Regions from separate parts of the Mus musculus genome. Here regions 1 and 3 are each linked to region 2. The links are chromatin loops, found by intact Hi-C in ENCODE. Cell type or tissue: left cerebral cortex. All regions are shown on one strand.

Region 1 (8,000 bases), 79 kb after region 2:
ATTGTAAGTGGCTCAGTAAGCCCCACTTATATCATTCAACTGCTTTTCTGATCCAAAGCACTAAACTTTTTCACATTCCTCCAAAAAAAAAAATCAGTAAGGTCAGGTCTGTCATAGCAAAAACTTACTTCATAATTAATGTCAACTCTGCATTAATTATTTTTCTATTGATGTAATAAAACACATAACCAAGCAACTTATAAAAGAAAGTGTTTCTTTGAAATTAAGATTTCAGATAGTTGGTCCATGATGGCAGTATAAAGGCATGGCAGCAGGAACAGATGAGAGATCACATTTTGATCTAAGAGCAAGAGGCAGAGAGAGAGAGAGAACACTGGGAATAGTGGAAGTCATTTGAAGCCTCAGAATCCACCCACAATGACACAGCTCCTCCAATAAGGCCACACCTTCTCAACCTCCACAAATAGTTCCATCAACTGTGGGTGTATTATTCAAGCATCTGAGTCTATGCAAGCCGTTTTCAGGCAGGCAGCCCACCACACTGAGTAAGACTTTACAGTGTGTTTGTACCGAGCTTCTTTTATCCTGCATCTTCTGATAGATGCCCAGGATTGTTTCATAACAGTGCAGCATTTCATGTTCTCATACCAACCAGGATATAGAATAGAAAAGTAGTAACATTTATCCTTCCAAATACAGGGAAGAGTTTTTTAAAAGATTGGCAATTGCTATTGGAACTATAAACAGGCACAGCCACTTTACAAATTAGTCTGAAGTGTCTTAAGTATTAAACAGAGTTACCAGAGACTCAGCAGCCCCAATCCTACATGTTCTTTGGTGGCATGGAGATTGAAATCCTTATCCATATTTAATTCCATTGTCTTTTTGCCAATGATTTTAAAGGTTCTAATATTCTAGTAGTCCATTATTAATATTTGATTTGTAAATACTTTCTTTAAAAAATTTATTATTTTGGTATTGTGTGTTTTGACTGCATGGATGTGTCTGCACTACATCCACACAGTGCCAAAGGAGATCAGTAGAGTGCATCTGATCCCTCAAGCTGAAGTTACAGATGGTTGTGAGCTACCCTGAAGATGGTGGTAATCAAACTTGGGTTTTCTGGAAGAGCAGCTAGTGATTTTTACCACTGAGCAATCCTTCTAGCTCCTCATTAATTGTGTGTGTGTGTGTTTAACTTTTCATTGTTCTTTGTGAACTTCACATCATATATCCCAATTTCACTTATCCCCCTCTTCCTTCACACCCGCCTTCTAACCTTGCAACTCTGCCCCCCCTCAACAGAGAAAAAAATCTCATTGTGGAATCTGTTGTGTATCCTATTGTATCCCACAGTATACCCCAAATTTCATTGTGGAAGCTGTAATGTGTCACAGTGTATCCCACAGTATACCCTTTGTCCACGTTTCTTTGCTTGCAAATGTTCATTCCAATGACTTCTTGGTCAGGTTCGAGGATTTTGCCTTCTGTTACTCTATCTATACTGGAACCTCACTGGGACTCCTCTCAGATATCCTGTTGTTGCCCCGTGTCATGGAGATCCTGTTTTGGAAATGTAGGACGGGCCACTTCATGTACTACAGCAGTTTGCTGATGAAGCTGATGTTGGAGTGGGCCACTTCAAAGCCCTAGGCCTAAAATGTATCAGAGTTGGTCAGCACCTAGCTCTCCCACTCTCGTGCCTTTGGGGTTGGGTTACCAGGAACCGCCGAAACCAAGGCCAGCTCTACCCTACTGCACAGGCGAGGTGCAGGCCCAGTCCTAAGAGTATTGCAGTTGCTAAGAGACATGGCCAGTTCTCCCACTTTCATGACTTCACGGGCAGCTCACCTACCTGCCCTAAATGACAAGGGACAAGGGAGAGGTGGATGACATATTTTCCTCATCCACACCACTGTCCGGAAGACAAGAGGCAGAGACAGATCTTTTGCACTTATCCCTTTGGGGCTGGCTTACCCACAACCACCATAACCAGCATAAGCTCTACCCTGCTGCCCAGGTGAGGTACAGGGCCTGCACCCTTGAGTGATGTAACAGGTGAGGGGCAGGGATAGCTGTCCTGCTCTGATGACCTTGAGGACAGCTCTGCTTTGTAGGTGGCAAGGGGTGGTGTGGAAGAACGTCTCTTTCTTGCCCATGTTACCAAAAGACAATTGTGTGTGTGTGTGTGTGTGTGTGTGTGTTTGTGTGTGTGTGTGTGTGTTTGTGTGTGTGTGTGTGTGTGTGTGTGTGTATGTGTGTGGCTCTACCATGCTCATGCACTTGGGGCTAGCTCCCCTACTCCTCTGTTACTGGGGTCAGCTCTACTGTGCTGCCTAGGTGAGGTGCCTGCTCTCCCAAGTGCTGCAGCTCGTGAGGTGCAGGACTAGTTCTTCTGTTTTCTTGACCCCAGGGCCAGGTCTCCCACCTGCTGCAGGTGGTGATGGGTAAGGAGGATAGCTCTTTCTCATCCACGCCATCACATGGGAGGATAAGTGGTAGGGCTAGCTCTTCCACAATCATATCCTCAGGGCAGGGTCATCCACAACTCTGGCAATGGCTGCTCACCGAAGTACTGAAGCTGCCTAGGGGAGGGGTCAGAGTTCACTTGCTTTCATGCCTCCAGGGCCAGCCCTCCCATGATGCCCAGGTAAGGGGTGAGGACAGTTCTGCACAGTCTTCAGGCACCAACACTCCCTAGGTGGCAGCCCAGACCAGGGATGCCGTCTGGCCTTTGGTGGTAACAGACCCCTGCTGCTATAGTCATGACTACTCATATCAAGCCATTCCTCACTATGTTTGAGTCTCCAGTTCTGCCCCTCTTTACTGTGCCCACACCCTTCTGCTTCTCTTTCTCTTCCATTTCTCCACCATTTACTTGCTCCTCTTAGAGGTGATCAGGGTCTCTAAGTATCTAGTATCATCTCAGGAGTGGTCTCAGGAGTGCTATGCCTCACCCGTGCATTACACAACTGTGTAGTGGTCATCTTAGGCAGGGTCTGCATCCCAAGGCCTGTATGGTGCTTGGCTAGTGGCCATCTCAGGCTAGTCCCCTGTCTGGGCCTCATGTCACCAGTCTGGTGGTTGTCTCAGGCTTGCTCCTTATTTGGCTTGCTGGAATGGCCCCTTGCGAGGATCAGACTCACTCTCACCTGAGACCATAGTCCCAGGTGCAGTTCAGTTCCTGAACAGAAAGAAGGGTCCAACTCAAGGGCCACAATGCCTGTGGCAGCCCCTTTCCTGAAGGAAACGTGCAGCCACTTCTCAGCCTCAGTTGCATTCAGACATCTCTGGCCTCTAACAGTTAGCATGCTTGTTCAAAGGCCCTGTGGGCTGTGTGGAGATGGATGTTATGCACCTAAACATCCAATCCTTGTCAGATTTGGGAAAGGGCCAAAGAAGAGGTACAGGTTGGGGCTTAGATTGGGTATTTTTACTCATGCAATGACCTGCAGTGGAATCTGTAAGTGTGTATCCCCTTTCCAGGCTGAACAAAACATGTTAACTGTGTGGCCTAGAATACCAGATGAAAGTGGATGTAAAAGTAAAAAAGGCTTGGGAGAAAATAGTTATGGCTTCTTTTTCGTTGACTGAAATTGTCAAGTATGTGACCAGAGCCATTGAGAAATTCAGGGCTAACATACAAAGGAGGGTACAGGGTCCAGTGGACATTTCTAACAGGGCAGATGCAATACAAAGGAGGGTACAGGGTCCAGTGGACATTTCTAACAGGGCAGATGCAATGCAAAGGAGGGTGCAGGGTTCAGTGGACATTTCTAGCAGGGCAGATGCAATACAAAGGAGGGTACAGGGTCCAGTGGACATTTCTAACAGGGCAGATGCAATACAAAGGAGGGTGCAGGGTTCAGTGGACATTTCTAACAGGGCAGATGCAGAATCATCATCCTTTGTAGTCTGTGCTCCTTACTGACCTCAGCATTTCCCAACTTGATACTCAATGCCATCCAGTTTGGGCTCCTCTGGTTAATGAAGATGCTGCCTCTTGATGGGCTATCACTTAAGTTCACCCAGGAGCAGCTACTTTCCATTCTTCCCAGCATTTGAAGGCAACATTAAGTTCCAAACCCGCTGAGACATTTCAGGATACATGTTGATATATTTGGCTAAAACCACTCTGGTGAGAGCATGATGAATCTGTTGATTCATTTTGGGGATGTGTGTTAGGGTGTGGACTTGTGTTAGACTGACATTGGACGTGGACAGACACAGTCCAAGAAGGGTAGGAGGAATAAAGCAACTGAAATAAAACAAAATGAAAGTTAAAATTAAAAGTCCTCTGTGCACTTTCTTCTGGTGAGGTAATAGCATTCGGCGTTGAGGAGCACAGTCAGAGGACTGCTAATGACGCTACTGTCCTCCTCATATGGGTATCTCGGTGCAGGTCAGAAAGCCTTAAAATTGCAAACTTTAAACATAAGACAAATTTCTGAGAGCATTAAACCATGTATGGAACTAGGTGCTTTCAACATCATGTACTTAGGGACATTTTTACCATCCATTTAATTACTAGGACCAAGTATTTGAGGCAGAGTTACTTTATAAAGAAAAAGGGTTGTTTTTGCTTATTGTTCTGGAGATGCAAGGTTGAGGGGTTAAATCTGTGATGCTCTTCTTGCTGGCAGACCTCCCAGGTAACAGAGAGTGTTATAGGCTCTTACAAAGCAAACTGCAGGGAGTGTGTGAATATTCTATTCCTTTCTCTTCCAAAGCCACTAGAATTTAATCACAAGGACACCACCCTGGTGACTTTATTTAATCCTGACCTTTCCCCACAGGTTCCAACTCTAAATACTGTCATCCAACCACATTTCCTTCCTTTTAACCCTTCGAAGGGACATAAATTTTAATGCTGGAAATGTTGGAGATACATTTGCCAGCATTTGCACTACAACAATGCACGCCTCTCCAGCCAGATAGGATACAAAATCTAGACCTCTGTCTACCTGCATCAATCCTTTACAGCACCACTGCTGGCTCCGGTGAGCTACACATTGTTGCAGAGAGAGCATATGACCACCAGATGGCGGTGTTGATACAGAAAAACCTGCATCAGATCTCAAAAGAACTAGGCACTTAGGAGTTTGAAGAAGGGCAGAAAACTGGGCACCCAAGCTAGTCCTCCAATTCTAGGTGAAAATCTCTTTTCTAAATCTTCCCTGACAATTTAACCCCATGTAGCTTCTCTGTGTTGTTTTGTGGGTTCTTCTTTTCCTACCCTTTATGTCCCTGGTTTTGCCCCCTAATACTAATTGGGAGAGAAACAAGGATAGAGAGAAGAGGAGAGGAATTGGGGGGGGGGGGGGGAAATCCCTGAATCTAATTTCTTTCCTTTTGTTTCTTCTTTGATCACAGCTACTAACAAACTGCAACCAGCCTCCCTAAACAACAAACAGCCACCCTTCACCTCTTGGGGCCCTGCCATTTATGAACCCTCTGCAAAGTTTCCAGACTTGCAAATGTCACACAATTGCAGAAACTGTTTGCAGCTGGCAAAACCATGTCAGCTGCTGTGAACAGTCTGAAGCAACCCTACATCCCCACACCTGGGATTAAAATGAAAGCACATTCTTATAATATTTCTGTGTTTAAAAAAATCTACCAAAATTCCAAAATTGTCACTATAACCTTGCCTCAGATCTAGGAGATTGACTTTTCTCTGACAATATTTCCATTTTGAAGTCAGATTCCACGACACCACAAAACATAATTTAAGAAGATGGATTTAAGTTCCACAACAATATGAACTAACCAGTACCCCCTGGAGCTCGTGTCTCTAGCTGCATATGTATCAGAAGATGGCCTAGTTGGCCATCAGTGGAAAGAGAAGCCCATTGGTCATGCAAACTTATCTGCCTCAGTACAGGGGAACACCAGGGCCAAGAAGTGGGAGTGGGTGGGTGGGGGAGCGGGTGGGGGACTTTTGGGATAGCATTGGAAATGTAAATGAAATAAATACCTAATAAAAAAAAGATTAAGTTCCAACACGTTTCATTTGGCATTTTCTCTGAATTGTTCACTGTTGAGCAACAGCAGGCCCCTAAGTTTCTTATACACAAATTATATGGTCACTGTGAACACTGACTTGCCAGATGGTGACAGATGTTCTGAGTGCAGATCTTGACAAAGGGAAGTGCCATCCCTCCAGCACATGCCTTCTTGGGCAGAACTCTAGATTCTGTGAGTGTCTGCCAAATAAACCATAGTAAAATTCATTTTAAAACAATTCTTTTGTATAATATGATGTTGCTATTTCTTCAAGATAGAATCAAAATTGCAGACTGAGATGAACATGTTTATTAATCTTCATTAAAGAATTAGCTCCTGGATGTAGGCTATGGCTGTGGAGGACAGGGAGCATCTTTAACTTTTGTCAGAACTGACGGATATTTTTGATGCTGTCGTTAGTGCAAAACCACAGCTCTCACTTCAAAGGCAATAAGAGGGAGTTTATTTCTGGAGCCAAACGAATGACCATGGCTTGAAAAATGTGAAGCCAGATTATTCCGCGTTCTATGTTCCCCCATAGAAGCAGTTTTCTGAAGTTGTATAGTAGCAGGATGAAGAAAGTCCTAAATCAAGCATTTACAAGTTACATTGATGAAAAGGAACCTCAGGGAAGTGGGCTACAGCCAGGCAGATTGGCCTCAGATGCTATCTATCTGTTGGGATTCTTAGTCCTTTGATGAGCAGATAACAGGATTTTTATTTTCATTTATTTTTAAATTTTTAAACAATTTTTATTAGATATTTTCTTCATTTACATTTCAAATGCTATCCCAAAAGTCCCCTATACCCTCCCTCATCTCTGCTCCCCAACCCACCCACTCCTGCTTCCTGGCCCTGGCAATCCCCTGTATGGCATATAATCTTTGCAAGACCAAGGGCCTCTCCTCCCAGTGATGGCCAACTAGGTCATCTGCTACATATGCAGCTAGAGACACGAGTTCAGGAGGTACTTGTTAGTTCATATTGTTGTTAACAGGATTTTTAGTAAGTCAATACATTCCCAAGATTTTAATCTATCAGAAGTTAGGTCAGTCAAAGAAGTAGGCAAGCAACTACTTTTTAGGGAGCTAAAGATAGCACAAGAGAAACTGTCATCAGACTCTAGACCTGCTACATTCTAAACTCTCCGCAGTCAGTGAAGTTTTAATTAGCCTTCTTCAACACTGCTTCTTTTTAGGAATTCTCCTTCACACGAAGCAGACCAATTGTCATAATATATTGTATAAAATCAAAAGTCTGGTTAGGATCAATTTAGAAATTGCTTGAAACTCTGTCCTAATCCCAAGTCAAAATTCATTTAATAATTGTTTTAGATTAAAACTTAAGCCAGCAACTCAAATAGAATTCTGAAAACAAGCCCACACTTTCTAATGTTATAATCCAAAGTATACTAATTAGATATACACCGAGGAATGACAGAAGGAAAAAAAATAATTAACGTCTTTGTTTTCTGCAATTAAAATATTATGTCTCTGTAAGAGCAGAAAGGTTTGTATGTCCAGTGATAACACTGTAGCTTATAACTTATAGTAAGTCTCAACTCTGAGCTGAGGTGTTTAAGATAGTATTGTTGGTGCTGTATCGCACATGGTGGGTGCAGTGCAAAGTGCATATGTCTGTGTGTTCAGAATCAAGGCTATAGTGAATGATACACCATGATACAACATGGGAAAACACTGCTAGAAATATCCAGGATTCATTATGGTTTTGATTTTGAATTAGTATTTGGTTGATGTGCAAGAGACAAAAATTTTTTTGATCCTACATTCAGTTATGCAACCCATATGAGGCCATGGATCACAGTTTAAGAATTTGCTGTCCGTCTGATTATGAACACAAACCCAAGGGAGTGCAGATGAGGGAAGCTGGTGGGGAGTAAGCACTATGAAACACAGGGAGAAGTCGATTGAAATGGTGAAGAGGGAGTGAAGAGGTTTTGGAAAGCTATGATGCTTTAAGGAGCGAGTACCAAGATCCAGATCATTTGGTCCCAGTCTATGTCCTCTCAGCTA
Region 2 (8,000 bases):
ATTTGGCCAACATGTCAAAAGCAGAAAAAAGACAGAAGAAAGGGAGGAATGCTGTTTTGCCACTTCTGGCACTTTCTTTTGTGTGCAGGGAGATTAGTTTGCACACCTGGTCCTCTCTGCTCTCACGGACTAATTTGATTTACTACGGGGTTGAATTGCTTGGATGGAATATGCATATCCTTTTTGTTTTGTGGCTATCTGCTTCTACACAAGAATCTGAAGTTGGGTAAACCTCAGAAATTCTAAACTTCATACAAAGAAGTTAAACATAGTTCACCGATTGAAGCTACCAAGTCTATGCGTTCCTGTAAGCCTCCAGTAGCCCTCATCTCTGCCGCACTGGTACGACAGCCTTCTCTGACTCCCGGCTGTCCCCTTACCTTATCATATATGTCTCTCACAGCCCCCAGCCACAGGGATGATTGCTCTCACATGGCTATAAATCCCTCAGGAACCCACCATCTAGAAATGAGCCCAAGCTTTCTAACAGGATTCTAGGACCTATTTACCCACTAACAGAAGTTCCTGGCTCTTGCTCCCTGGTTTAGTTAAGCCTCTGGGGGAATGATTGTAGTATTCTATCCTCTAGGAAATCCTTCAAGGCCTCTTACCATCACCACTCACAGCTTACATGGATGCATCATAGCAACTTTAAAGGCTTTCCCAATCTTGTACAGCTATTCACTTCTGGGAAAATAGCATCTGGTATGGATGCCATGCAAAGTCCTGGTTTCAAGGAAAATGAATCTTATTCCCTGTTTAGGTTAGAATTCAGAATTTAAGCTGTTTTTAACAGCACCAGCACTTGCATAGTTTGCTGGCATGGTTGATAGACCATCAGTGCAGGGAGGCACAATTATCAAGATTGTGCTACTGGGGTTTACTAAGGACCAGGAAATCAGTTCTTGTGCTCTGCGGACCACACTTTAGAAAGACACTGTCTGACGTCTCCAAGTAGTGATCTCAGGGTAGTTTGATGCCAGTGCATGCCCTGTAGACCCAGTCCCCTGGGCTGTGAGGTCAGGGTACATTTACTGGAAAAGATGGATGGAAAGCAGATTAAATCTACTTATCCAAGGGTGACAGTGACAGAATCTGGTTATCAAGGTTTCATTTTCAGCTTTAAGAAAAATTCATGTAGCCAAGCACAGTGATGGTGGTTCCTGCCCCTAATTCCAGCACTCAGGAGGTTGAGACAAAACGGGATTTTACATAGTGAGTTCCAGGCTAGCCTGGGGTGAGCTCCTATCTCAAAAAACAATACAAAACAAAAGCATTCTTGATTCCAACTGACCACCAGAGGGCACTGTGGGACCAGCCTGTTAGGTGCGGAGCCTGTGACTTTTCACTCCCTGTAGCTCCTGGAGAACTTGGTTTCTGGTTACCTACTCTGCAGTACTTACTGCTGGATCACAAGATAAGGCCAGGGAGAGTTTAACTCATGTTATTGTTTTATCCCCCAACCCCCACTTTTTTTTTTTTTTTTTCTGTTCAGGGTCTCACTATGTAGACCAGACTGGCCTTAAACTCAGAGTTCTATCTCCCGAGTTCTGGTATTAAAGGCACTCACAAACCATGCCCTGTATATACTTTTATAAAAAGGAAATCAATTTTAGGAACTAGAGCTCAGAGGTTACACACACTGGGTGTTCTTCCAGAGGACCTGGATTCAATTCCCAGCACCCACATGGCAGCTTACAATGGTCTATAACTCTTGTTCCAGGGGATCTGACACCCTCATACAAACACATGTAGTCAAAAACATCAATGTAAATAAATTATTTTAAGCAGGAAACGAATTTTCATTTGTGAAGAATAATGTGCTTTCCCTGGACTCTGCCTCATGCCTGCTAGGGAAATGCTCTACCCACTGAGCTACATTCCATAGTTTGAAATTAAGGACAGGAGATCCCTACATTAGTCAGGCTAGTCTTGAGTTCACATTTTATCTCAAGCCAGTTCTGAGCTTTGAATCGCCCTGCTTCAGCTTGAATGCGGAGTTGTGAATACAAACATGAGCTGTAGGCTTAGACTCACCCAGGACTGTAATCTTAACCTTGGCCAGCTGTTTGACTTTGGACAGACTACACACTTAACTTTGTTGGCTTTGATTTCCTAACTTGTTAACTTGGGGGGTGGGGGAGAAATAGCTACCATTCAAGCTTGTGAAGATTAATAGAGACCATATATATAAAACATCTGCAATAGCTTAGATATATAGCAAACTCAGGGAATGGAGGCCTTTTACTGCTGAAGAGCCTCTTTTTTATTAAAACGTAGCTTTATGCTTTAGTTAGAGTAACATATACAATAGAGTAACAGCTCTCCTTATGGCGTTTTCAAACACACTTAGTTTTGGTTGATCTCCCCCACACCTGCCTCTCTTGCTTTCCCCACCCTATCCACTCTCACACAACACTGATACGATTTAGGAGGTCAGGTTACTGACCTGATTCCACACCTCCCATCCTGCACGTAAACGTAAACGTAAACGAATGATTTCTCACTTCTGAAAAATGAGACGTTTTTAAGGATCAAAGGTTCCTCCTTCTCTGTCCTAAAAGACTCACCACCTCCTTACCTGGCTGAGTTCTGGCAGTCGCTGTGAGGTCTGTGAGCAGGCACTTTTCACACAAGGTGTCTCACTCCCACCGCCCAGCTTCTGTTGGTCCCCTGCTGGCCTGGGTGGTTCACTTACTGGATGCTGCTCCTGTTTAGCAGCAGAAGCTGGCTTCTCTGTGTCCTGGGGGCAGGGGGGGGGGGTGGCTGCTGTTCTTCTATAGCAGCCAAGTACACGTGGCTTTGGTTGAGCTCCAAGCACTGGGGCAATTTTCTCAGCCCATTTTCTTAACAAATAGTGGACAATCTTCCAGCTGATGTGTCCACTGGCATTTATTATGGCAGCCCACTGTTGGGAGTAGAGATGTCCATAATATGGTAAAGAGCAATAGACCTATGCTACATAAATGTGAAAAAGTCCATGGGAATCCAGATCATATATCCTTGAAAGGGGACTTCTATGGAGAAATTTGCAATGTGGCAGAAAGAACCTTAAGTCTTTCATTTATTTATTTATTTATTCATTCATTTACTTTACATCTCAATCCCAGCTTCCCCACCTTCCGTTTCTCCTCCCCTCCCCCTATGCCTGCCTCTCCTTCTCCTCAGAGAAGAGGAGACCTCCCATGGATATCAACCCACCCTGACATATCAAGTTGTAGTAGGACAGTGTGCATCTTCTGCTACTGAGGTTAGACAAGGCCATCCAGTTAGGGGAGAGGGATCCAAAGTCAGGCAACAGAGTCTGAGACAGCCCTTGCTCCAGATGTTAGAGGTACCACATGAGGACCAAGGCATATGTCTGTTACATATGTGTAACGGACTAGATCTGCCTCATGCATGCTCTCTGGTTGGTGATTCAGTCTCTGTGAGCCACTATGTGACCTGGTTAGTTGATTCTGTGTTTTCTTGTGGTGTCTTTGACCTCTCTGGCTCTTTCAATCCTTGTTCCCTCTCTTCCTCAAGATTCCCTGACCTCCACCGACTCAGCAACAAAACCTTCGCCCCTCGATTTCCCCTGCCTATAAGAGGTGGTGGGATAAAGAGGGAGCAGAAAGCGAGGGAGTGGCCAAACAATGACTGGTATAACTTGAGTCCCATGCCATGACAGAGAGCCCACCCCAGACACTATTAATATTAATAATATTCTGCTATCCTTTCAGTCAGGAGGCTAGCACAACAGTCATGTGAGTGGCTTCACCCAGCAGCTGAAAGCAAGGGCCTTGATTCTTTAGAGTCACTTATTACAGTGTTTCAAGGTGATGTGTAGAAAGGGAAAACAAACAAACAAATCAAAAGAACAAGTACTGAATTTGAAGCCAATTTCTTCCACGTTTTGTCTTTTTTTCCCCAGAGCTGAGGACCAAACCCAGGGCCTTGCACTTGCTAGGCAAGCGCTCTACCATTGAGCTAAATCCCCAACCCGCTTCTTCCACATTTGTAAAGGCAAATTTGTGAATGGCCACTGATGAAAGGTACCTTATTTATCCATCCAATGCAGTGTTCCACTGCTCACGATACAGTCTCCTCTCAGTTGTATTTTAGGTCGAACACTTTCCAGTAGCTGTGAATTAGTTTGACAATACAATGCAACAATCCTATTAAGATTCAGCTACTAAATCCATCATTTACAGTACTAAAAATATTCAGAAATCAAGATTCTTTTACGTAATGTTAATTAGCGTGAACCACTAGAAAGACAGTGTCTTAAAATGGAAATGAAATCTGTGAGTGTGGGCAGAAGAGGAAGCCACTGGAGCAAAATAAGGATTTCAGTTCTGTTGTTAGAACCTTGCGTGCTGGTGAGTGTTCTCTGCCAAACAGAGAGGGCTTTCACAGGAAACCATCACACATCCAAGGAGGAAAATCCATACCACAGTTGTATTGTTTTGTGTATCAATATATTTTATAGATATAAAAATATATAAGTTTTTGTGAGCTTTGCCATCCTACTCATCGTTGTGTGAACGGAGGTCATGTGTAGATCTGTATTGCATTTTTAGAAAAAAACAAAACAAGAAACTCGTATCAGTAGGCTTCTATGGGACTGAAGGAGGAACACAGTTATTCATTTGTACACATTTCTTCCTCCCCTCCCCTCCCCTCCCCTCCCCTCCCCTCCCCTCCCCTCCCCTCCCCTCCCCTCCCCTCCCCTCCCCTCCCCTCCCCTCCCCTCCCCCTCCCCCTCCCCTTCCCCTTCCCCTCCCCCTCCCCCTCCCTCTTCCCCTTCCCCTTCCCCTTCCCTTCCCTTCCTTCCTTCTTTTTTAGACAGAGTTTCATTATGTAGCCCTAGATTTCCTCAAATTCATAGAGATCCACTTATCTTGGCTACTGCTATGCCTGGCTATACAAGTTTATTTGTTTGTTTGTTTATTTGTTTGTTTGTTTTTTGTTTTTGTTTTTTTGATCTTTTAAAGAAAACCAACAAAATACTTGTTTTCCCATTAGGAAAATTATTTAATAACTAAATGTTGAAGTAGAAGTATTTGTTTTTTTGATGTGGTCCTTTGTTCTGAAAACAAATGACGCCTGTTTAGCCCTGTATATACAGGTACTTAAATATAATTTAATGCCCTTCTAAAGGGTCCTTGTAACTTCATAAACATTTTCCTGTCTAGAGGAAAATGCAGGGAGAAAAAAATGGAGCAGAGACTGAAGGAAAGGCCATCCTGGGACTGCCCCGCCTTGGGGTTTACCTCATGCGCAGACATATAACTCTGACACTATTGCTGATGTCATGAAGTGCTTGCAGACAGGTGCCTGGTATGACTGTCCTTTGAGAGACTCTGCCAGCACCTGACAAAGACAGACGCAGATACTCACAGCCAACTATTAGTCTGAGCCTGCGGACCCCAATGGAAGAGTTAGGGGAAGGACTGAAGGAGCTGAACCCCATAGGAAGAACAATAATGTCAACTAACCAGAACCCATAGAGCTCCCAGGGAGTAAACCACCAGCCAGAGTATACATGAGAGGTCCATGGCCCGATACTTATGTAGCAGAGGATTGCCTTATCTGGCATCAATGGGAAGAGAGGCACTTGGTCCTTTGGAAGCTTAATGCCCCAGTGAAGGAGGATGCTAGAAGGGTGAGGCAGGAGTGGGTGGGTGGGTGGGGGCACACCCTCTTACAGGCAAAGGGGAGAGGGGATGGGATAGGAGATTTTTGGAGGGAAGGCTGGGAAATGGGACATTTGAAACGCAAATAAAATAATTTAAAAAATAGTACTGTTTTGATTAGATTGAATGTTTTCACGGGCCTTGAAATAAATTTTGACTACGTGATTAAAAAAACAAAACATAAAAAGACAAAACAAGAACAACAACAACAAACCACCAACAACAAAATCCCAGAGCCACTAGATCCTGCTCCTGGTGTGATGTGATTACAGCCTTTTTGACTTTTGACTTTAAAGTCCCTCCCCTGCCTGGAAGGGGAGTTTTGTGACAAGAGTTCTTTGTGTCAGGAGCCTGCTTGCTAAGTCACTGGTTTTCTTGATAAAGGATTCTTTATATTCCTAATTGTCTTAATTAGCATGGTGGTCTCAAACTTTCTCCAGTGTTCTAAAACAACACACACTCTATTGCCCTTCCCACTGGCTCCTTTAAGCCTCTTTGTTCCCCTGGTTCATGGGCCCCTTTCTAGTTTCCTGACCTCTACCTACACTCATTCTCACACAAAAACACGTATTCCATGATTTATTTGTGTGTGGGAGTATGTAGGAGTCAGTTCTCTCCATTCTGTCCAGCCCTGGGACAGAGCCCACGAGCTCAGGCTTAGTGGCACTCACTGTTGTCACCTGCTGAGCCATCACGTGTGTACAATTAGAAACCCAGGCCTGCATCTGAGAGAACATGCAATCCTTGTTTTCCTGTATCTGTCTTAACTATACATTTCCAAGTGCATTAATTTTCCTGCAAATTTCACTTTTCCTTATCAGTGAAAAGAATTCTGTTGTGTATACAGGTCTCATTTTCATTCCATTACTCTACTGAGGCTATGTAGACTGACCCCCTCCTCTTGTTACTGTGTAAGGCAGCAATGAACCTGGTCAGGCACCTATCTCTGGGAGAACACAGAGTCCAGTGAGGGTGGGGCCAGCTTTGCACAGCCCTGTAATGGCAGTATGGTTCCAGGCAGCAGACCAGAGACATCCGCATGACTTTTGGTGGTAACATGGGCCACAGACTTTGTCACAGAACCTGGCTGCTGAGTGGCCACACGGCTGAGACTTCACTATGACCTCAGGTGTCAGGGCTCTTTGGTCTCCAGCTCTAACTCTTCATAGTGCTCAAACCGTTCTGTTTCCCTCCACCACACATTTCACACTGTAGTGGCACCCGTGGAGGGCAGGTCATGCAGTGGTGGGAGGGCCTCTGGGTGTCTTCTGCCTGCCGGTACCTTGTGGTGGTGGGCAGGCCTCTGGGTCCTCAGAGTAGTTTTAATTTATAGTTATAGAGATTAAACATGTAAAAAAATATGTATTGGTCATATGACTTTCTTTCTTTTCTTTTCTTTTTTTTAAGACTGACTGCTCAGTTCACTGCCCCACTTATTAACTGGCAGTTTTATACATTTGATATACAATTTTTGCAGTTCTTCATATTTTCAAAATATAAACTCTTTATCTGAGATATAGCTGGTGAAGATTTTCTGCAAATATAGGTTGTCTGTTTACTCTCATGACAGTTTATCTTGCCGCGAAGAGGCATTTTTAAAAGATTTATTTATTCATTTATTATCTATTTTATTTATTTATTTATTTATTTATTTATTTTCTGTATTGTTTGTCTCCTTCTGCATATCAGAAGAGGGCATCAGATCCTATTCTACATCAGATGGTTGTGAGCAGCCATGTGAGTGCTGGGAATTGAACTTGGAACCTCTAAAAGAACAATATTACCCAACCTCTGAGTCATCTCTCCAGCCCCATAAAGAAGCATTTTGATTTCATGTACCTTTATTTATTCTTGAAGCATGATCTTGTGTTGCTGGGCTTCTATCTAGAAAGTTCTTGACTATAGTTTGAAACTGCTAGAGGAAACACTTTGTGATATAAATATAGGTCTTATAGGTGATTCATGTCTGAAGTTGTCTGATCCATTTTCAGTTGACTTTTATGTGAAATCAAAGAGATTTTTCTGTGGGTGGATATATGATTTTGCTGGCATCAGTTATTTGAATAGGCTTTTCCCAGTGTATATATTTGAAACATTTGTCAAATATTAGGTGTCCATACTGTATTGGTTGATTTTTTTTTTTTTTTTGGTGACTTCTATTATCTTACATTGGTCTGGGTGTGTTTCTATATTACTGACTTTGTCACTATGGCTCTGTGGTAGTTTGAGGATAGGTAATGTGATCCAGCTACAGTGTTTTGTTTTTGTTTTTGTTTTTTGCTTTTTGTTTTTTGTTTTTTTTTCTTTTCTGCTTAGCACTGC
Region 3 (8,000 bases), 620 kb after region 2:
CTTAGTTCCCTACCCAGTATTTGAGCAAGAAAAGCTGTCCGCAGCTTGGAAGTGTACCTCCATCTGGATTAGTTTAACTCACAGGTACTGTCTACTTGGTACCATGCAGAAACTTTCATGCAGAATGCAAAGAGCCACTTTGACTACACACTGACAAGGTTTGGGGGACCTTCCTGTCTCTTAAAACTTCCTGACTTAGTTTACAGGCCTCAGTGGTTCTTCTCTTTCATGGCTGATTGAGGGTAGGGTGTTGAGGATGTTTGTTCTTTCTGTGGTTTTTTTTTTCTCTTAAGATGTGATTTTTTTTTTCAATCTTTGCTAAAATTTTAGTTCAATAAACATTCACATGTGGAGAGTCTACATTGCTTATAAATGCCTACTATGTTTTACAAGCAGAAAATGAAAGATTATATTCTTATAGCAAATAAAAAATGCTTTGAATGGACTTCCTTGGCTATGTGTCAACTTTTTTTCTTAGAATTTTGCAGTTTACTTGAAAAGTAGGCCCCCCTCCCTGTCCCCAGGTTGGCAGTATTCAGAATTGTTTGTCTTGTTAAGGTGACTAGTGTGACTCATCTCTTTCAGTTTATGAATTTGTGTAGCAGATTATTGTAATTATATAATCTTTTCGTCCATTCAGACTCAATAAGTTAATTTGCTAATGGCAGAAACTTACAATGGGGTTACTCAGTAGAAGAACACCCGTGTTACCAGCATACTTGTCATTTCAGGGCAAGCTGCCTAGCTAAAGATTGGGAACTGGGCTTTGGAGTTAGGAAAACTCATTAGTAAACCCTGGATCTGCCTTTAGTTTCCTCTGTAACTGAGTTACATAATCATTGTCAACTTCTGTTTCATTTACAAGAAAGTGAAGTAATAATAAAGCCTCGCCCAGCATAGTGTGGGGTTGACTAGAGCGAACATACTGCAATTATTAGCTTTTATTCCTTATGGAGAGAGGAGCGCCAGCCCGAGAAAGAAATAAGACCGCTAGTGAGAGAACGATGTCCCTCACAGGTTCTCTGACATGACATGGGCGTTCATCCTCACCTGCCGTTACATGGAGTTGATGCTCATGTGGCTATTTGCACATCATCCTGTATTAAAGACTTTCATGTATTCCTCCATATGGTAGAAACACAAAATCTGCACCCCAACACCCCCTTGCTTTGTATCTCCCACACTTTAGAGTTCTTGAGTCTCCCTCCAACTGTTACAGTTGTGTGCTACTATTACTTCCTACTTCCTATGAAATCCCCGACCACCCACTACATCATGTCTTTTATAGGATCTACCCCTCTGTCCATCACTCCACTGAATCCCAGCCCAGTTGCTTTGCTTCTCTAATGTACCCTATAGCTCAACTGTACAGAACTTTCCTGAAGGCTCAACATGATTCAGATAACAGTCCCTTGGTGCAGGGTGTCTTGCTGACTGTGGGTCCTTTAGGGACATATTTGCCTCTACATTCTTGGGCTTGTACTGTCACCTGTTTGCTCTGGCACTGAGCCTAAATTTCTCATGAATGTGTAGAGCAACCCATTTTTCATCCATTACATGACACACATTCTGGGTATTTTTAAAGCATACTCTAGAAAACAATTGACATCATTTTATGTCTCATTTCTGAAACAACAAAGAATTCACAGAATCTTCACAATGGCAATTTTCTTTTACTATGGGTCAAGTCTTAGGTAGGAAAAAATCAGAATAACTATCCAGTCTCTTTTATTCTCAGCCTCTGACCATAATCAACTTCAGGAGTTCTAGTTCTTTCTTTTCCATATAGTTACTAAACTTATGTACACAAGGTCAAGTCATTGACCATCACTAAGAGAGCATTAAACTCTACTGCTTCCTCCCATAGCTGTCATGTATGTGCACACCCACTGATCGTGCCAGCAGTTGAGAGTCCAGCTCTCATTGCTGAGGTTTTGGGTTCCCCATGGGATAAGATATGTCTGTGTGGCTGATGACTCTTAATTTTGAGTCTATGATTTCTATCTACAGTCCCATCCCTAGGACAAATGGCAGGTTATTTGTTTTTCTGCAAAGCAACAGCTTTGCAATGTCTTCTGTTTTCTGCATGTTGAAACCTGAGCTGTTCTCTAAAGTGCAACAGCAAATTCACTTTCTTTTGGCTGAGGGACTCTTACTTCCTCGGGTAAAAATGATGCTTTGTTTTGACTTGTGTTTAACTCTCCATGAGCCTGTTCCTTCTCTACAAGTGACAGCTTTGTAGTTCAGTTATAGTAGCTTTATGTATCCCAGGTTGGCCTCAGTCCCCTGAGTACTGGGAGTACACTGTGGTTCTCAACTTTCCTAATGCTGTGATGATCCCCAAACATAAAAGGATGTCATTGCTCTTTCACTTTGCTACTGTTATCAATAATCTAAGTATCTGATATGCAGGATATTTGATGTGTGATTCCCCAAAGGGGTGGTGACCTACAGGTTAAGAACCACTAAATTACAGTGCAAAGCATGGTATCAGTGGATTACACAGATCTTAGCTTTTCCCTGTTGTATAATTTCTTGGCTCATGGTGGGAAAGTGTGGCCATGAGCAGGAGACATAATGGCTGTAGTAGAAGCTGAGGAATCACATCTTAAACTGCAAGCCCCAACCAGAGAAAGCAGACTGGGAATATCACAGGGTTATGAGATCTTAAAGCCCCCACTGTGTGACATACTCCCTCCAGCAAGCCCATATCCCTGAACCTACTAAAACAGTGTTACCAACTGGTATTCAAACACCTGAGCCTCTGGGGGCCATTCTCACCCAGACCACCACAGCAGTTTCCCAGTGCAGAGCTCCAGGCTACTTATTTCAGTGAGCCAGACTTTTCACTGTGCTAAAGCCAGTCAGCACCCACATCCAGGAAAGGACTCGATACTTCCTTTATTTTAATGATCTGCTCTGCTGGCCAGGTTTCTTATTATGTCAAAAATGTTTTTAGAATGCCATTTTGTTCCATATTCCTCTGCTTTGTTTTTTAAAATTCAAAATTCCCCGAGAAGACAGGATATCCTAGTCCTTAGAGGGGAAGGTCTGTCGAGGTGTCTACCTCAGGAATGTCCATGTGTGTAGGCTTTGCAGTAATCCAGAGTGTCAGAGTGTGGTCTGGTAGCAGAGTGTGGACCAGGTGATGGTACGGTATGGCAATTCTTTAAATTCAGTAGGGTCTGGGCTGTCCATAAGCCAAAAAAAATGGTGCTACTAGTGGATGTTACTCAGGCTGTTCTCATTTCTGGAAGTGAGGCTGAAGCCATAATGATTAGTGGCTCAAGGACTTGGCAAAGACAGCCACTTCTCCAACTTACCTGATTTATTTAAATGGATTCAATTACATGGGGCTAACCGGACTATGTCAGCCACTTCTTAGGCATTGCTGCCACCTGGTGTCTTTCAGAAGAATGACTTCTGGGCAATCGAGAGAGAGAGAGAGAGAGAGAGAGAGAGAGAGAGAGAGAGAGAGAGAGAGAGAGAGAGAGAGAGCACACATGTGCATGTGTGTGTGTATATATGAATAACTCCACACTCACAAAGAAAATTGAATTTAGGAAATACTAGAAGATGAGCTATAGACACTAAAGGAAATAGAAGAGATAAAGTTCTAAGTAGACAAACTAGTCACACATTTGAATGTGAAAACAAATAGCAACAGGCAGACACACTGGCATTAATTCCTTCTTATTATCCCTAGTACACTGACGTGTCAACTCAACATCTATTTCTCTGGGGATGGGAGTTGTTTTGTTTTGTCTGTGGACTTGAGACAGGCTCTTACTGTGTAGCCCAAGTTGCTGCTCAAACTCTTGGTCCTTCTGGCTAGGCCTCCCAGTTTGTGAGATTCCAGGAACTGTACCAGCACACCCTCACAGCCATCATAAGGCCCTTGCCAGTGCTTTCCTTTTCTGGAAGAGCTGTAAGACACTCTACTTTCTCCATGTTCATCCAATTGAAGTGGGCTTGACTTAGTGAGAATTGAAGCTGCCCCTCACCAAAGTCTGGAGGGCCACACAGAATCACATACCTGGAATTGGGAGTTCAGCTCCTTGCATGACACTAAACACCAAGATAGAAAAGGCCTGGATCCCTGATTACATTACTGAATCTGATACATAGGTCTTACTGTTGACCTCTTGGATTGATGAAGGCCATGCAGAAGGAATGACAGATGACTTTAGAACTCGTGGAATGTGGCCCACTGGTAGCAAAGACATGATGGGTGCACCTGGATTGAGGCATGACCCTGACATGCCTGTCCAGAGGACTTCATGCTGTTATGGAGTTCTGCTCTGCCTGCTGCCCTCACATCCCTCTTAATCTCGGAATTCTATGAAAACTTTAAGGGGGCTTCCAGATCCTCTCTGGGCAGTAGTTCTGCCACTCACAATAATAGTGCTTGATCTCTTTTTTCAGGCATTGTGCTGGAGCAGATTAGTGATTTAATCACCATCCTAGGAAAGAACTTAGAAGTGTGGACTGTCAGCAATGACCACCACCCTTAGAAAACAATTGGAAAAATGAAGTTGCTAGAAAAGCTAGGTTAAGATAACCTAGCTTTTCTAGCAACTTCATAGGTTGAAGGGGAACCTTTTTTGAGGGGGAGGGGAGGTTCGAGACAGGGTTTCTTTGTATAACCCTGGCTGTCCTGGAACAAACTTTGTAGACCAGGATGGCCTCAAACTCCGAAATCTGCCTGTCTCTACCTCTGGAGTGCTGGGATTAAAGGTGTGTGGCACCACGCCGACGGCAGTTAGGATGTTTTTGATACTGGCTCTGATGTAGAAAATCTTAGGAAACAATTTGACATTTAGAAAGACACACTCTGATATAGCTGGGATTAAAGGTGTGTGGCACCACGCCGACGGCAGTTAGGATGTTTTTGATACTGGCTTTTTTTTTTTTTTTTTTTTTTTTTTGTCAGAGTATGCCTGGGCCTAGCAAACATAGAAGTGGATGCTCACAGTCGGCTATTGGATGGATCACATGGCCCCCAATGAAGGAGCTAGAGAAAGTACCAAAGAAGCTAAAGGGATCTGCAACCCTATAGGTGGAACAACATTATGAACTAACCAGTACCCCGGAGCTCTTGACTCTAGCTGCATATGCATCAAAAGATGGCCTAGTCGGCCATCACTGGAAAGAGAGGCCCATTGGACACGCAAACTTTATATGCCCCAGTACAGGGGAACGCCAGGGCCATAAAAGGGGAGTGGGTGGGTAGGGGAGAAGGGGTGGGTGGCTATGGGGGACTTTTGGTATAGCATTGCAAATGTAAATGAGCGAAATACCTAATAAAAAATGGAAAAAAAAAAAAAAAAAAAAAAAAAAAAAAAAAAAAAAAAAAAAAAAAGAAAGACACACTCTTATTAGTTAAGCCATGGACCTTTTAAGGTCAGAGAACAAGAACAATGACAGCACTAGCTGGCATGACTCTCACTGAGACTGGACTGGTGATAATTGATTTCTTCTACCTATTTTTTGCTCTCAGCTTTCTGATCTGATTTATGAATAATTGCTGATCAGTAGATATGCATTCTGAGGATTTAAAATAGACATGACTGACTTTTATATAAAAGTTTAGATTTGTGATTCTTCTAAGATTCTTATAAGATCAATTTTAAGAATAAATTAAAGTAACTGCAAATTGCTGCCTTCCAGTAAGAGAAACTGGCTGAAAAACCTACCTTGCTTGTTTACACTGTTTTAATCTATAACAAGTTGCTTAGTTACAAATATACATTGGTTCTTGGGAATAATTTGTTTTCTTTATCGATACTATGTTATGTTATTTCTCAAAAGGTATTGGGGAACATACTGTTTTTTCATAGGCATTCACTAGAAAAGAACAAAAACATATTCACATTGCAATTTTATACTGCTCAAATGATTTTGCTGGAATATATATCAAATATGGGAGAAAAATAAACTCATTGGAATATTGTTCTCTTTACCCTCCAAGTATTATGTATACATGTATGTGTATGAATGTATCTTGTAAAGTTTGTAGTATGAGAGTGTGTGTTGGAACTTTGTCCCATCCATCAAATCTGTATGTATGTGTATATGTTAATTTTGTTTGGCTGTGTGTTGGAGCTACTTTATCACCAATTATGTGTATGAATTTGTATGTATGGTGTTATTGGAGTTTCTCTTTTGCCTCATTTACTCAGTGTGTGTATATATGTGCATGTGTATGTGTATGTATGATTTTTCTCTCTTTCCTTTTCTTTCTCACTGGCCCCAGGGAGTTAAAAGAGTTGACTGTTCCCTGGCTGCAGGGAGTGCCAAGCCCCAGTGAATCAAGCTTTGTTCTCTCAGAGAAAAGTCTGCTGAGTAATTTCTCTAATCACTGGCTGTCTGCCATAGGCAGAAGCCCCAGTAGGTATCTGGGTATCAACCTCTATCATCTGCTCTCAGCACTGACCCTCACTGGCTGCCTGCCTCAGTTTACCCTGAGATGACAAACCTGTGCATTGCCATTGGTTCTTACTGTTGTGTGACAGAAAAATAAACCCTTGTTTATTAAGTTGCTGTCAGTCAACTATTAGTATCATGACCCTGGAAGACAGCTCCCAAGTAAGTACTCAAGGAGATATTCCACATCAGGTTTGTACTTTTGATGAAGTGTGTGTGTGTGTGTGTGTGTGTGTGTGTGTGTGTGTATGTGTGTGTGTGCTTATGTGTGTGTGTATGATTTTCCAGTTAGCTCTTTGACACTGATGTCATTTAATACAACCAACTTCAGTTGTTGACACAATGGGTCTACTGTCATGAAAAGGAGAGGTACTATTTCTTCTTACATCCCAATGACCCTTCTCATCTTAGTGGAGACCTGCAGGCTCAGGCATCTGGAGAAGAGAGAGGCACTTTCTAAGGAGGAGAAAGAGCACAAACAAAGAGAATATGTTTAATAAATAGGAAAAGACTGACACTGTGCTAGGGTGGTAAGTACTTGAGAGGTTAGTATGAGGTAAGCTCCTTAGGATAGGCAAAGGCAAAAGTAGATATGCTTTATAATGCTGTAATAGAGAGTGAAGACTTGATATTAAAAGTAATTAAAAGATTATTTTTCTTTCTTTTTCTTTTTCTTTTTCTTTCTTTCTCACTTTTTTTTCTTCAAAATATTAACAGGGTCCTAGTGGGATAAAATTTAAAGCTACAAAGATCATGTGGCTGTCAAATAGAAAATTTTCTAGAATCTGAGAAGAGACAAAACTGATAATTCAGCAAGGAGATCTCAGAGTCGGGGAGGAATTGAGGGCAGAAGTGGATGTGAATGTGGAGATCTAAAATTGGAAAGTGGAATCAACAGAACATGAACAGGGAGTTTGAGAAAGATCCTGATGATGTTGCTAATGATGAGGGTGAAGATGGCATTGATTACATGGGAACGTGTGGTGTAGCCGGGCAAAGAGAGGGTGGTCTTTAGAACAGAACAGAAATTACTTAATCTATTTAGCAATTGTAGAATTCATATGACAATAATTACTTGATTAAGATGCTGGTTTGGGGCTCTAAGGAAAGCTCAAATGGAAGTTTAATTTTGTTTGTTTGTTTTTGTTTTTGTTTTTCAAGACCGGGTTTCTCTGTATAGCCCTGGCTGTCCTGGAACTCACTCTGTAGACCAGGCTGGCCTCGAACTCAGAAATCCGCCTGCTTCTGCCTCTGGAGTGCTGGGATTAAAGGCGTGTGCCACCACGCCCGGCAGAAGTCTAATTTTGAAGAGTACAATACCCCACAAATTTTACACATGTGTGGGGTTGCTTAGCCTTTCGCTAATTGCACTTACCATTATTTTTGTTGTTTGCGTTAGTGCTTTAGTTATGGTTACCATTTCTCGGATGAAACATCATGAACAAAAGCAGAATGAGGGTGAAAGTGCTCATTAACTTACATATCCTGAATCATTGATGGAAGTCAAGGCAGGAACTCAAACAGCTTGGGAACCTGGAAACAAGAACTGATGCAGAACCATGGAGGGATGCTGC

Evidence for each region. Hi-C counts contacts between places; a loop is a spot of excess contacts. Peaks named below come from ENCODE experiments on the same cell type or tissue, not always from the same donor. Only the 100,000 strongest peaks of a DNase experiment are listed, where the experiment ranks them.
Region 1: a loop joins it to region 2, with 2.3 times the contacts of the local background. A loop is called at or near these places in 6 of 42 quality-filtered maps.
Region 3: a loop joins it to region 2, with 3.0 times the contacts of the local background. A loop is called at or near these places in 13 of 42 quality-filtered maps.

The regions. Positions count from the first base shown.
Region 1 is chr6:56,605,464-56,613,463 of GRCm38, reverse strand. It overlaps a transcript of Pde1c not described here. Among named protein-coding and RNA genes, the nearest start is that of Gm22493, 8.5 kb to the right of the region's middle. In left cerebral cortex, a CTCF peak has its summit at 4,997 (motif pointing right); DNase peaks (open chromatin) are centred at 458 and 4,998.
Region 2 is chr6:56,684,745-56,692,744 of GRCm38, reverse strand. No RefSeq gene overlaps it. Among named protein-coding and RNA genes, the nearest start is that of Lsm5, 16 kb to the left of the region's middle. In left cerebral cortex, a CTCF peak has its summit at 1,297 (motif pointing right); DNase peaks (open chromatin) are centred at 1,303, 4,036 and 4,294.
Region 3 is chr6:56,062,243-56,070,242 of GRCm38, reverse strand. Pde1c (phosphodiesterase 1C) reads left to right here. Exons shown (of 19, transcript NM_001159953.1): 19 at 1-439. Among named protein-coding and RNA genes, the nearest start is that of Ppp1r17, 49 kb to the right of the region's middle. In left cerebral cortex, a CTCF peak has its summit at 3,399 (motif pointing left); DNase peaks (open chromatin) are centred at 3,365 and 6,352.